2 separate regions of the Homo sapiens genome follow, and region 1 is linked to region 2. Evidence: read pairs that join two places in POLR2A ChIA-PET (ENCODE). Cell type or tissue: Panc1. All regions are shown on one strand. Links, peaks and the distances in the headings refer to the core of each region. The heading gives the core; the rest is flanking DNA.

What was found. ChIA-PET counts read pairs that join two places held together with the same protein. Peaks named below come from ENCODE experiments on the same cell type or tissue, not always from the same donor. Only the 100,000 strongest peaks of a DNase experiment are listed, where the experiment ranks them.
Region 1: POLR2A ChIA-PET joins it to region 2 with 18 read pairs; 18 of 35 experiments call an interaction of 5 or more read pairs at or near these places.

What each region holds. Positions count from the first base shown.
Region 1 is chr19:13,048,071-13,053,438 of GRCh38, reverse strand. The region is part of intron 2 of NFIX (nuclear factor I X); the gene reads right to left. Among named protein-coding and RNA genes, the nearest start is that of NFIX-AS1, 36 kb to the right of the region's middle. RefSeq lists an enhancer at 1-742. In Panc1, for the core only: no CTCF peak of the experiment used is centred there; no DNase peak of the experiment used is centred there; H3K4me3 peaks cover 297 bases; H3K27ac peaks cover 3,965 bases.
Region 2 is chr19:13,106,102-13,111,469 of GRCh38, reverse strand. It overlaps TRMT1 (tRNA methyltransferase 1), which reads left to right. Exons shown (of 17, transcript NM_001136035.4): 8 at 1,164-1,312; 9 at 1,469-1,555; 10 at 1,632-1,701; 11 at 1,786-1,920; 12 at 2,004-2,089; 13 at 3,611-3,719; 14 at 3,820-3,896. Among named protein-coding and RNA genes, the nearest start is that of LYL1, 5.9 kb to the right of the region's middle. RefSeq lists an enhancer at 1,319-1,819. In Panc1, for the core only: no CTCF peak of the experiment used is centred there; no DNase peak of the experiment used is centred there.

The sequences.
Region 1 (5,368 bases), core at 301-5,300, 58 kb after region 2:
CCTCTGCAGTTGCAGTTTCCCTGGCCCCTTCTTGGCATCTGGAAAAGTTTGGGAAACTTAAAAAAAATATTTTTGGAGAGTTTGTCTATTGCTCCCCAGCCCTGTGAGGGAGCTACAGCCAAGAGGAAGAAGGAAAAGGAGTGGGTTGGGGTGACTAGGGGATAGAGAGTAAAGTCAAAGAGAAGCAGAGCACTCGGAAAAAGGGCAGCACCCAAGGGTGCTCCCTCAGCCAGCCTGACCCCCATCTAGGTTTCCTGGAGCTACAGGAAAGACCCCCACAAAACACTGTCAAACCACCCAGCACACCAGGCCCTGATGAAGCCCTACCCCGCATTCTGCTTAGCACCTTCTCTGGGCCATCTCCTGCCAGACATGTGTGCACTGTGCAGGAGGGGCAGCCTGTGGCTGTGGGGCCACACGGAAGGAAGGGACGTCTTAAGGCTGGATGGCCAGAGGCAGTACCAGCAGCTTCAAGTGGGGATGGAGGAGAAGGCAGGTTTCTGTCTGGATTTCCACCTCCCTGTGAACAGGACGAAGGGAACATGGGAAGACACAGACTCCTGGGGACTTGGGCTGCAGTGCCAGGCAGAACAGAACTGTGATTAATGTCCCTGTCCTCATCATCCTCACTCCTCTGGTCTGTGTGTGTGGACGGGTGCAGGGGGTGCCAACCTCACGGCCCTGGAGCCGAGCCGTTCCAAGAAGCACAGAAGCACAGCCTCAACTGGGTCGAGATGAGCACAGTATATGGAATCGGCAGGGTTAAGGCCAGGCTATGAACAACTCTAGGTTCAGCCCAAGAAAGGGCACATGTCTGACATGTGACTGTTTCTCTGAGAGAATCTGGATTGTCTTATCTAAGCCAGGAGTGTGCCCCCTTCACCCTGACATGGCCCTCAGCAGAGCCAGGGCCAGCAGCGCAGGAAGCTCACTGGCATGACCCCCAGTGACTCATGGTGGTCCTGCCTGGCAGCTCCTGCATCGTCACCAGGACATCCTCAGGTGACCCACCTGTGTTCTGAGAACAGGGGGATCACTCAGGTGGTTCGTGCCATCCAGGTGGGCTCCCATCTGGGCTCTACCCCCAGCCTAGATGGCCAGCAGTGTGCCTCTGTCTCCTAAGGATGGCTCCATTCCTGGAGACAAAAGAGCACATCTCAGAGAGGCAGCAGCTGGCAGAGGCAGGGGGAAAGCCTGGAGGACCAACAGCACCTGGGTACTAGGTGGAAATGCAGATTCACGAGCCCTGCCCAGACCTACCCACTTGGACAAGCCCCAGGATCTGCATTTTAACAAGCCCCCAGAGGTGCAAGGGCAGGCAGCTGCATATCAACCCGGGCACCACCTGGATGCCTGAGGGCGTTTGGTCCCAAATCCTGCAAGCAGAGTGGACAGCAAAGGAAAGACAGAAGGGAAATGGGGCACAGAGGAGTGGGTAATCGGCAGGAGGGAGGTCTGCAAAGGAAGTGGAGAAACCTGGAGAGCATGAAGCCGGAGCGGAGAAGGCGGGCGCTGTGAGGAGGAGGCGGCGCCTAAGAAGTGCCTTCCCGCAGCCGCCCGGCTGCTCCCGGGAGCCGCCCCGCCCCCTCCAGGCACCTGCTAAGGCGGCAGCGGCGGGTTGTGTTTCTTTAACCCCTGGGGCCTGTTGACACAGATTAGTATCGCTGGTCAGGGGTCAATAGGGAAGGCTCTTGAGGTCAAGACCTGAACAACTGGAGTTGTAATGAGCCACGTGGGGAAGAGGCCCAGGGAGAGGAGAGGGCCAAGAAGGGAGGAGGAGGAGGGCTGGGCTTCTCCGAGGAAGGGCCTCTAGAGCTCACTCGCCTGAGAGGCTGTCTCCTCCCCGAACCTGCCTGACTTGAGGCTTGGAAAAAAATCTGGCTCACTGGCCTGGGTACGGGGGAGATGTCACTGGCTGACTAGAGCTGGAATCCCAGCTAGAGAAGGACAGGGGAGAACCAGCGAGAAGAAAAGCAGCAAAGAGCCACCTTGCAGGACGGCTGACTTGTGCAATGCTGTCAGGTCAGACAGCATTCCCCTCCTCTTCCCTTCCATCCCTAGTACCCTGAGTGAGCTCTGGGTAGTGGCCAGACACACCCCTCTTCCTCCTTGAGTCTTTGGCAGCACCGTGATGTGCCCACCTGAGGCATCCCCCTACCCTGGGCCACCTGGCAAAGCCAGAGCTGAGTGACTCATTTAGAGCCCTCTGGCCCTGAGTGGGGCTGGTATAGGGGCCAGACAGCATCCCAAACACCTGGTGGGACAGCCTTAGCCACACCTTCAGCGATGAGATCTGCAGCACAGTACCCAAGCCATGGGGCAGCTACTCCGTGGCTCCCCTGCTACTATCCTCCTGGAGGTATGCACCCTCCTCCCTCCACTGCCAAGTCATTACCAACAACACCAGGGTAGCAACTATGCTTTTCTCCCGGGACCTGGAGGCTGCTTTGGGGCCTGCCTTCTCCCTGCCCAGGGCCATCTCCAAGGGGGCTGGTCTGGAAGGACGGAAGGGACAGGCCATCTGTCTGCAGGCTACTCAGCCACATGCTTAGAGGAGTGAAGGGAAAGAGCCAAAAGACAGGTCGCATGTCCCCTGTGACCAGAGCTTCCCCAGTAGTCTGGAACAGTTAGGTCACCTGTTTGGGTTAAAGGGGACTGGGTTTCCTCAGAATCACTCTAGAGCTCTCCAAGTCCTGTCTGGGTCACAGAGAAGCAAATATGAGGCCACCGACACCCAGGGGTCCAGAGAGTAATGGGAGGTACACCTTGATTCTATATTCATTTGTATGTCTGCAGGGGCAGACATACAAATCTGTGTGGGTCACACACAGATCTGTGACATGCACACTTGGAAAAGCACATGCAGTGCCTTAAAGTTAATTCCACATGTGTTTGTTGGCACCTGCTAGACGCCAGGAACCACACAGATACAGAGCCAGAGAAGCTGCCTGGGTAACACCCCCCTGCAGCTGAAAGCTGGTGTGTAATGGACAAAATGGAGGCCCCCTCAGAGGGAGGGACTGGCCTCAGAGGATGAGAAGTGATGCGGGACAAGGCTGCACCAAGGAGGTGACAGCCAGGCCGGGGGTAAAAAGATAGAGGCCGTCAGACAAAAGGGGAAGGGACCATGCCAGATACACATGAGCAGAGGCCCAAAGGCAGGAATAGCACAGCACACTCAGGGGCTATAGAGAGCTCCAAATGCTGGAATATGCAGTATAGGAGAAGTAAAGAAATGCAGTGATGGAAGGGTCAGCAGGGGCCCAACCCAGAGAGACCCTGGGTGCCCACTAAGGGGACAGCACTGCTGGGCAGACAAGATGCACAAGGAATGCAGTTATGAAACTCTAGGACAGGGCAATTCCTAAGTATATACCCTAGAGAATCCAAAACATACATCCACATAAATGCTTGTACATGCATGTTTACTGCAACATTACTCACACCACAAAGTGGAAAGAGCCCAAATATCCATCAATGTATGAATGGATAAACAAAATGTGGCACAGCCATACAATTAAATATTATTTGGCCTTAAAAAGGAACTGGCCGGGTGCAGTGGCTCTCGCCTGTAATCCCAACACTTTGGGAGGCCGAGGTGAGCGGATCACGAGATCAGGAGTTCGAGACCAGCCTGGCCAATATGGTGAAACCCTGTCTCTACTAAAAACACAAAAATTAGCTGGGCATGGTGGCGGGCGCCTGTAGTCCCAGCTACTTAGGAGGCCGAGGCAGAAGAATCGCTTGAACCCAGGAGGCAGAGGTTGCAGTGAGCAGAGATCGCGCCACTGCACTCCAGCCTGGGCGACAGAGTAAGACTCTGTCTCAAAAAAAAAAAAAAAAGGAACCACTGACACTTGCTGCTACAACATATAGGAACCTTGAAAACATTATGCTCCGTGAAAGAAGCCCGACATGAAGACCACATAGTGTATGATCTCATTTATATGAAACATCCACAACTAGGCAAATCCATAGAAACAAAGCAGATTAGCGGTTGCCAGGGCCTAGGAGGAATGAGGAATTGGGACTAACAACTAATAGGTATGGAGTTTCTTTTGGGAGCAATGGAATTGTTCTGGAATTAGATGGTGGTGATGGTTACACAACATTGTGAAGGTACTAAATGGCACTGAATCCTATGCTTAATTTTTAGTTTATTTTTTTATTTTTTATTTTTTTTAGAGGCAGTCTTACTCTGTTGCCTGCCCAGGCTGGAGTGCAGTAGTGTGATCATCGCTTGCTGCAACCTTAAATTCTTGGGTTCAAGCAATCCTCCTGCCTCAGCCTCCCAAGTAGCTAGGATTACAAATGCACGCCACCACCGTGCATGGCTAATTTTTGTTTTGTTTTGTTTTTTTTTAGACAGAGTCTTGCTCTGTCGCCCAGGCTGGGGTACAGTGACGCGATCTTGTCTCACTGCAACCTCTGCCTCCTGAGCTCAAGTGATTCTCCTGCCTCAGCCTCCCGAGTAGCTGGGATTACAGGCTGCATCACCACACTTGGCTAATGTTTTTTTTGTATTTTTAGTAAAGACAGGGTTTCACCATGCTGGCCAGGCTGGTCTCGAACTCCTGACTTCAAGTGATCTGCCTGCCTTGGCCTCCCAAAATGTTGGGATTATAGGCATGAGCCACCATGCCTGGCCCTGTACACTTTAAAATACTGAATTTTATTATGTGATTTAAATCTTAATAAAATACAAATCCAAGTACTGCTAATTTTTTTATTTTTTATTTTTTGCAGAGATGAGGTCTCCCTGTGTTGCCCAGGCTGGTCTTGAACTCCTAGCCTCAAGCAATCCTCCTGCCTCGGCTTCCCAAAACGCTGGGATTACAGGCATGAGCCACCATGCCTGGCCTTGTACACTTTAAAATAGTGAATTTTATTATGTGAATTATATCTTAATAAAAGACAAATCCAACCTGGGGAGATGGGGAATTAAAAAAAAAAAATACAACAGAGAGGAGAAGACACTGAGTTCTGAAAACTCAGCCTGGTGAAAAGGCAGGGAGGCTTCAGCCCTTTCACCGGCCTGTGGTTAGTCTGGTTGTGAGGGCTCAAGTGCTTGGCTAGGTGGTGATGCCCACAGCCAAGACAAGGAATGGAGCAGGGAGCAGAGGGCAGCCAGGAGTACTGGGAGGTACCTTGTGGATACGGGGGCAAGCTGTCCACAAGGCATCTGCCTGGTAGCTGGAAAGAAGAGTTTAGAGTTCACAAGGAGAAATCAGACCCTGAGATAAGCCAGGGTGGTCAGCAGTGAGGGGCAGATGTGCAGGGTGGGGACAGGCCCCAGGGCTGCTGCTCGCTAGTGGGTGGCCTTGAGCAAGATTCTTCCGTCTGCCAGCTTCTAGGCATAACACAAGGA
Region 2 (5,368 bases), core at 222-5,221:
GGAGGTTGCGGTGAGCCGAGATGGCACCATTGCACTCCAGCCTGGGCAACAAGAGCAAAACTCTGTCTCAAAAAAAAAAAAAAAAAATGGTCTGACCCTATTGAGTGTCTGATCAGGATTCAAGAAGGCTGAGTGGCGAAGTGCAGCGGCTCATGCCTGTAATCCTAGCACTTTCGGAGGCCAAGGTGGGAGGATCACTTGAGGTCAGGAACCTGGGCAACATAGCGAGGACCCCATCTCTACAAAAAAACCCTAAAAATTACCTAGGTGTGGTGGTGGATGCCTGTGGTCCCAGCTACTCTGGAGGCTGAGGCAGGAGGATCACTTGAGCCTAGGAGTTCAAAGTTATTGTGAGCTTTGATAGTGCCACTGCACTCCAGCGTGGTCCACAGAGGGCTCTTGCCCTTGTTCCTAAAGGGTCCTGTCATGAAGTCAGCCCGGGAAATGCTGTCTCCTTTCCCATATCAGAGTCTCACACTAGCAGGAAAGCCCTAGCCGTTTTGCTTTTTTTTCTTTTTTGAGATGGAGTTTCACTCTTGTTGCCCAGGCTGGAGTGCAGTGGTGAGATCTCAGCTAACTGCAACCTTCGCCTCCCAGGTTCAAGTGATTCTCCTGCCTCGGCCTCCCTAGTAGCTGGGATTACAGGCGCCCGCCACCACACCCAGCTAATTTTTTGTATTTTTAGTAGAGACGGGGATTTCATCATGTTAGCCAGGCTGGTCTCAAACTCCTGACCAGCCTCCCAAAGTGCTGGGATTACAGGCATGAGCCACCACGCCCGGCCCAGGCCCCAGCAGTTCTACAGCACCTAGTATCCCCACTTCCTGCCCACAGAGCCCTTGGGGGCTGGAACGTGGGTCCTCAGTACATGCCACATGGCACACCGATAATGCTGGTCAGAATAGGTTGGATCTATGCTTTCCTCACTCGTTTAGTGCCCCCAGCAGTGCCACAGACAGGGACTGTTGTGATTTTGCAGATGAAGAAACTGAGGCACAGAGAGGGGATACTCACTTGTTGAGGGTCCCACAGCCAGGACTTTCAGGGGTGGGCTTGGATCCCAGGGAGCTGGCCCTGAGCCTGTACTTGTGAGTACCACATAGGGCTCCTGGTGGGGTGGGTGGATAGTGGAGGGGAGGCTGACACCCACCCCCCACCCCCAGGCCCTGAGAATCGTCCTGCACAGCCTGGACCTCCGCGCCAACTGCTACCAGCGCTTCGTGGTGCCGCTGCTCAGCATCAGCGCTGACTTCTACGTGCGTGTTTTTGTCCGTGTCTTCACCGGCCAGGCCAAGGTCAAGGCCTCAGCCAGGTCAGCCCGGGGGCAGAGAGCGGTGGTGGATTGAGAGAGGAGACAGGACCTTGCCCTGGGGGATCTGGGGCTTCTTAAGGGACAGAGCCAGTCTAAGGGAGGAGTTGGGGTGTCGTGGTCACGCTGGGAACTCGTGGCCACTGGTACCCCCCACAGCAAGCAGGCGCTGGTGTTCCAGTGTGTGGGCTGCGGGGCCTTCCACCTTCAGCGTCTCGGCAAAGCGTCAGGAGTCCCCAGCGGCCGGTGAGCAGGGAGGAAGGAGAAGAAGGGGAGTCCCAGGGTTTTCCTCCCTCCCCACCAACCACCCCTCTCTGTTTAGGGCCAAGTTCTCTGCAGCCTGTGGTCCCCCTGTGACCCCCGAGTGTGAACACTGTGGGCAACGACACCAGGTAGGGCTAGGCCAGGGGAGGCAAAGGAGCAAGAGGGTCTTGAAGGTCATAGTCCCTGCTCACCTGTCCCCGGTGCGCCCCCAGCTTGGTGGCCCCATGTGGGCAGAGCCCATCCATGACCTGGATTTTGTGGGCCGTGTCCTGGAGGCTGTGAGCGCTAACCCCGGCCGCTTCCACACCTCGGAGCGGATCCGAGGGGTCCTGAGCGTCATCACTGAGGTGAGAGCCGGGCTGTGACGGGGAAGGGGGCTCCACCTGTGCCCGTCCATCTCCACTCATGCCCATCCTGTCCCCCATCGCAGGAGCTCCCGGACGTGCCTCTGTACTACACCCTGGACCAGCTGAGCAGCACCATCCACTGCAACACACCAAGCCTCCTGCAGTTGCGGTAAGAGCCCCTGGGGTCGGGAGGAGCCTGTCCCAGACCACAGGGTGGCCTGGGGCAAGTCCAGGGATTCTCATGCATAGAACTTGCGAGGGGGTGGGGAGAACCCGGTGCACTGTCTCATTCCTGTAATCCCAGTACCTTGGGAGGCTGAGGCAGGAAGATCACTTGAGGCCAACCTGGGCAACGTAGTAAGACCCTATCTCTAACAAATAAATAAATAAATATATATGTACACACACATACATATACACACACATACATACGTATGTATACACACACACACACACACACACACCCATTAGCCTGGCATGGTGATACATGCCTATAGTCCTAACTACTCAGGAGGCTGAGGTGGGAGGATCATTTGGGCCAGGAGTTTGATGCTAAAGTGAGCTATGATCATGCCACTCCAGCCTGGGTGACAAAATGAGACCCTGTCTCTTTAAAAAAAAAAAAAAAAAAAAAAAATTAGGCCAGGCTTATTGGCTCATGCCTATATTCCCAGCACTTTGGGAGGCTGAGGTGGGCAGATCACTTGAGGTCAGGAGTTCAAGACCAGCGTGGTCAAAATGGTTAAACCCTGTCTCTACTAAAAATACAAAAATTAGCTGGGTGTGGTGGCACATGCCTGTAGTCCCAGCTACTTGGGAGGCTGAGGCACGAGAATCACTGGAACCTGGGAGGAGGAGGAGGCGGTGGTGAGCCAAGATTGCGCCACTGCACATCAACCTGGGCAACAGAGCGAGACTCCATTTAAAATATAATAATAATAATTAGAAAAAGAAAAAGGCCAGGTGTGGTGGCTCATGCCTGTAATCCCAGCACTTTGGGAGGCTGAGGCGGGCGAATCACTTGAGGCCAGGAGTTCGAGACCAGCCCGGTCAACGTGGCGAAACCCCATCTCTACTAAAAATACCAAAATATTAGCCAGGCGTCATGGCACATCCCTGTAATCTCAGCTACTCAGGAGGCTGAGACAGGAGAATTGGTTGAACCTGAGAGGCAGAGGCTGCAGTGAGCCAAGATTGCATCATTGCACACCAGCCTGAGCGACAGAGTGAGACTCCACCTCAAAAAAATAATAAATAAGAAGGCCAGGCACGGTGGCTCACTCCTGTAATCCCAGCACTTTGGGAGGCTGAGGCGGGCGGATCACAAGGTTAAGAGATCGAGACCATCCTGGCCAACATGGTGAAACCCTGTCTCTACTAAAAATACAAAAATTAGCTGGGCGTGGTGGCACATGCCTATAGTCCCAGCTATTCGGGAGGCTGAGGCAGGAGAATCGCTTAAACCCAGGAGGCGGAGGCTGTGGTGAGCCAAGATTGCGCCATTGCACTCCAGCCTGAGCGACAGAGCGAGACTCCATCTCAAAAAAAAAAAAAAAAAAAAAAAGAAAAGAAAAGAAATGAACTCTGTAGCCATGAGCCCTTGCCGAAGGTAGTCTTACCTACGCTGGTCAGCTTGGGCTTTGGGGTCAAGGAGTCCGGCATCTCCCTCATAATCCCTGCTGTTCCCCAGGTCGGCCCTCCTCCACGCTGACTTCCGGGTCTCACTCTCCCACGCCTGTAAGAACGCTGTGAAGACGGATGCCCCTGCCTCTGCCCTCTGGGACATCATGCGTTGCTGGGTGAGGGCAGGGCTGACCTCATGCAGGTGGGAGGGCAGGTGGTGGTCACCTGGAGGTCCCTTGGGCCTAGTATTCCCTAACCTCTGACCTCTGCCCCCAGGAGAAGGAATGTCCGGTGAAACGGGAGCGACTATCAGAGACTAGCCCAGCGTTCCGCATTCTCAGTGTGGAGCCCAGGTAGGGGCAAGCACATGCAGGAGCGGCCAGGGCTGCCCACAGACATGGAAGCACATGTGTGTGCAGACAACACAGATGCTGCCCCACACAGACTCGTGCCCATTCTTCAAGTGAGATTCAAAATCTGCTGACTGGGGCTGGGTAGGTGGCTCACGCCTGTAATCCCAGCACTTTGGGAGGCTGAGGCAGGTGGATCACCTGAGGTCAGGAGTTCAAGACCAGCCTGGCCAACATGGTGGAACCCCATCTCTACTAAAAATACAAAAATTAGCTGGGCATGGTGTGGTGGTGGGTGCCTGTAATCCCAGCTACTCAGGAGGCTGAGACAGGAGAATCGCTTGAACCTGGGAGGCAGAGGTTGCGGTGAGTCTAGATCGCGCCATTGCACTCCAGCCTGGGCGACAGAGCGAGACTCCATCTCAAAAAGAATAAAAAAATAGCTGGGTGCGGTGGCTCATGCCTGTAGTCCCAGCACTTTGGGAGGCCGAGGCAGGCGGATCACGAGATCAGGAGATTGAGACCATCCTGGCTAACACAGTGAAACCCTGTCTCTACTAAAAATACAAAAAAAAAAAAAAAAAAATTAGCCGGGCGTGGTGGCAGGTGCCTGTAGTCCCAGCTACTCGGGAGGCTGAGACAGGAGAATGGCGTGAACCCCGGGGGGCAGAGCTTGCAGTGAGCCGAGATAGCGCCACTGCACTCCAGCCTGGGTGACAGAGTAAGACTCCGTCTCAAATAAATAAATAAATAAATAAATAAAAATAAAAATAACTAAATCTGCTGACTGGGCTGGGCGTAGTGGCTCACACCTGTAATCCCAGCACTTTGGGAGGCCAAGACAGGCAGATCACCTGAGGTCAGGAGTTCAAGACCAGCCTGGCCAACATGACGAAACCCTGTCTCTACTAAAAATACAAAAAAAAAAAAAAAATTAGCCAGGTGTGGTGGCACATGCCTGTAGTCCCAGCTACTCGGGAGGCTGAGGCAGGTGAATCGCTTGAACCTGAGGCAGAGTTTGTAGTGAGCCGAGATCGCACCACTGCACTCCAGCCTGGGCGACAGAGTGAGACTCCATCCCAAAAGAAAAGAAAATTAGCATTACCAGCATACCAGGGGTAACTTTTTGTCCATTTTGTTCACTGTCTATTCCCAGCACTGAGAACAATGCAGGCACACAGTCGTTAAATAAAAATGTTTATTAAGGCCAGGCATGGTGGCTCATTCCTATAATCCCAGTGCTTTGGGGGCCAAGGCGGGAAGATCGCTTGAGCCCAGGAATGAAACCAGCCTGGGCAACACAGTAATTAAGACTCCATCTCTACCAGAAAACTAAAAAAATTAGCTGGGCATGGTGGTACCTGCCTGTCGTCCCAGCTACTCAGGAGCTTGAGGCGGAGGCAGGAGGGTTGCTCAAGCCCAGGAGTTCCAGACTGCAGCTTTGATGGCGATCGCACCACTGCACTCCAGCCTGG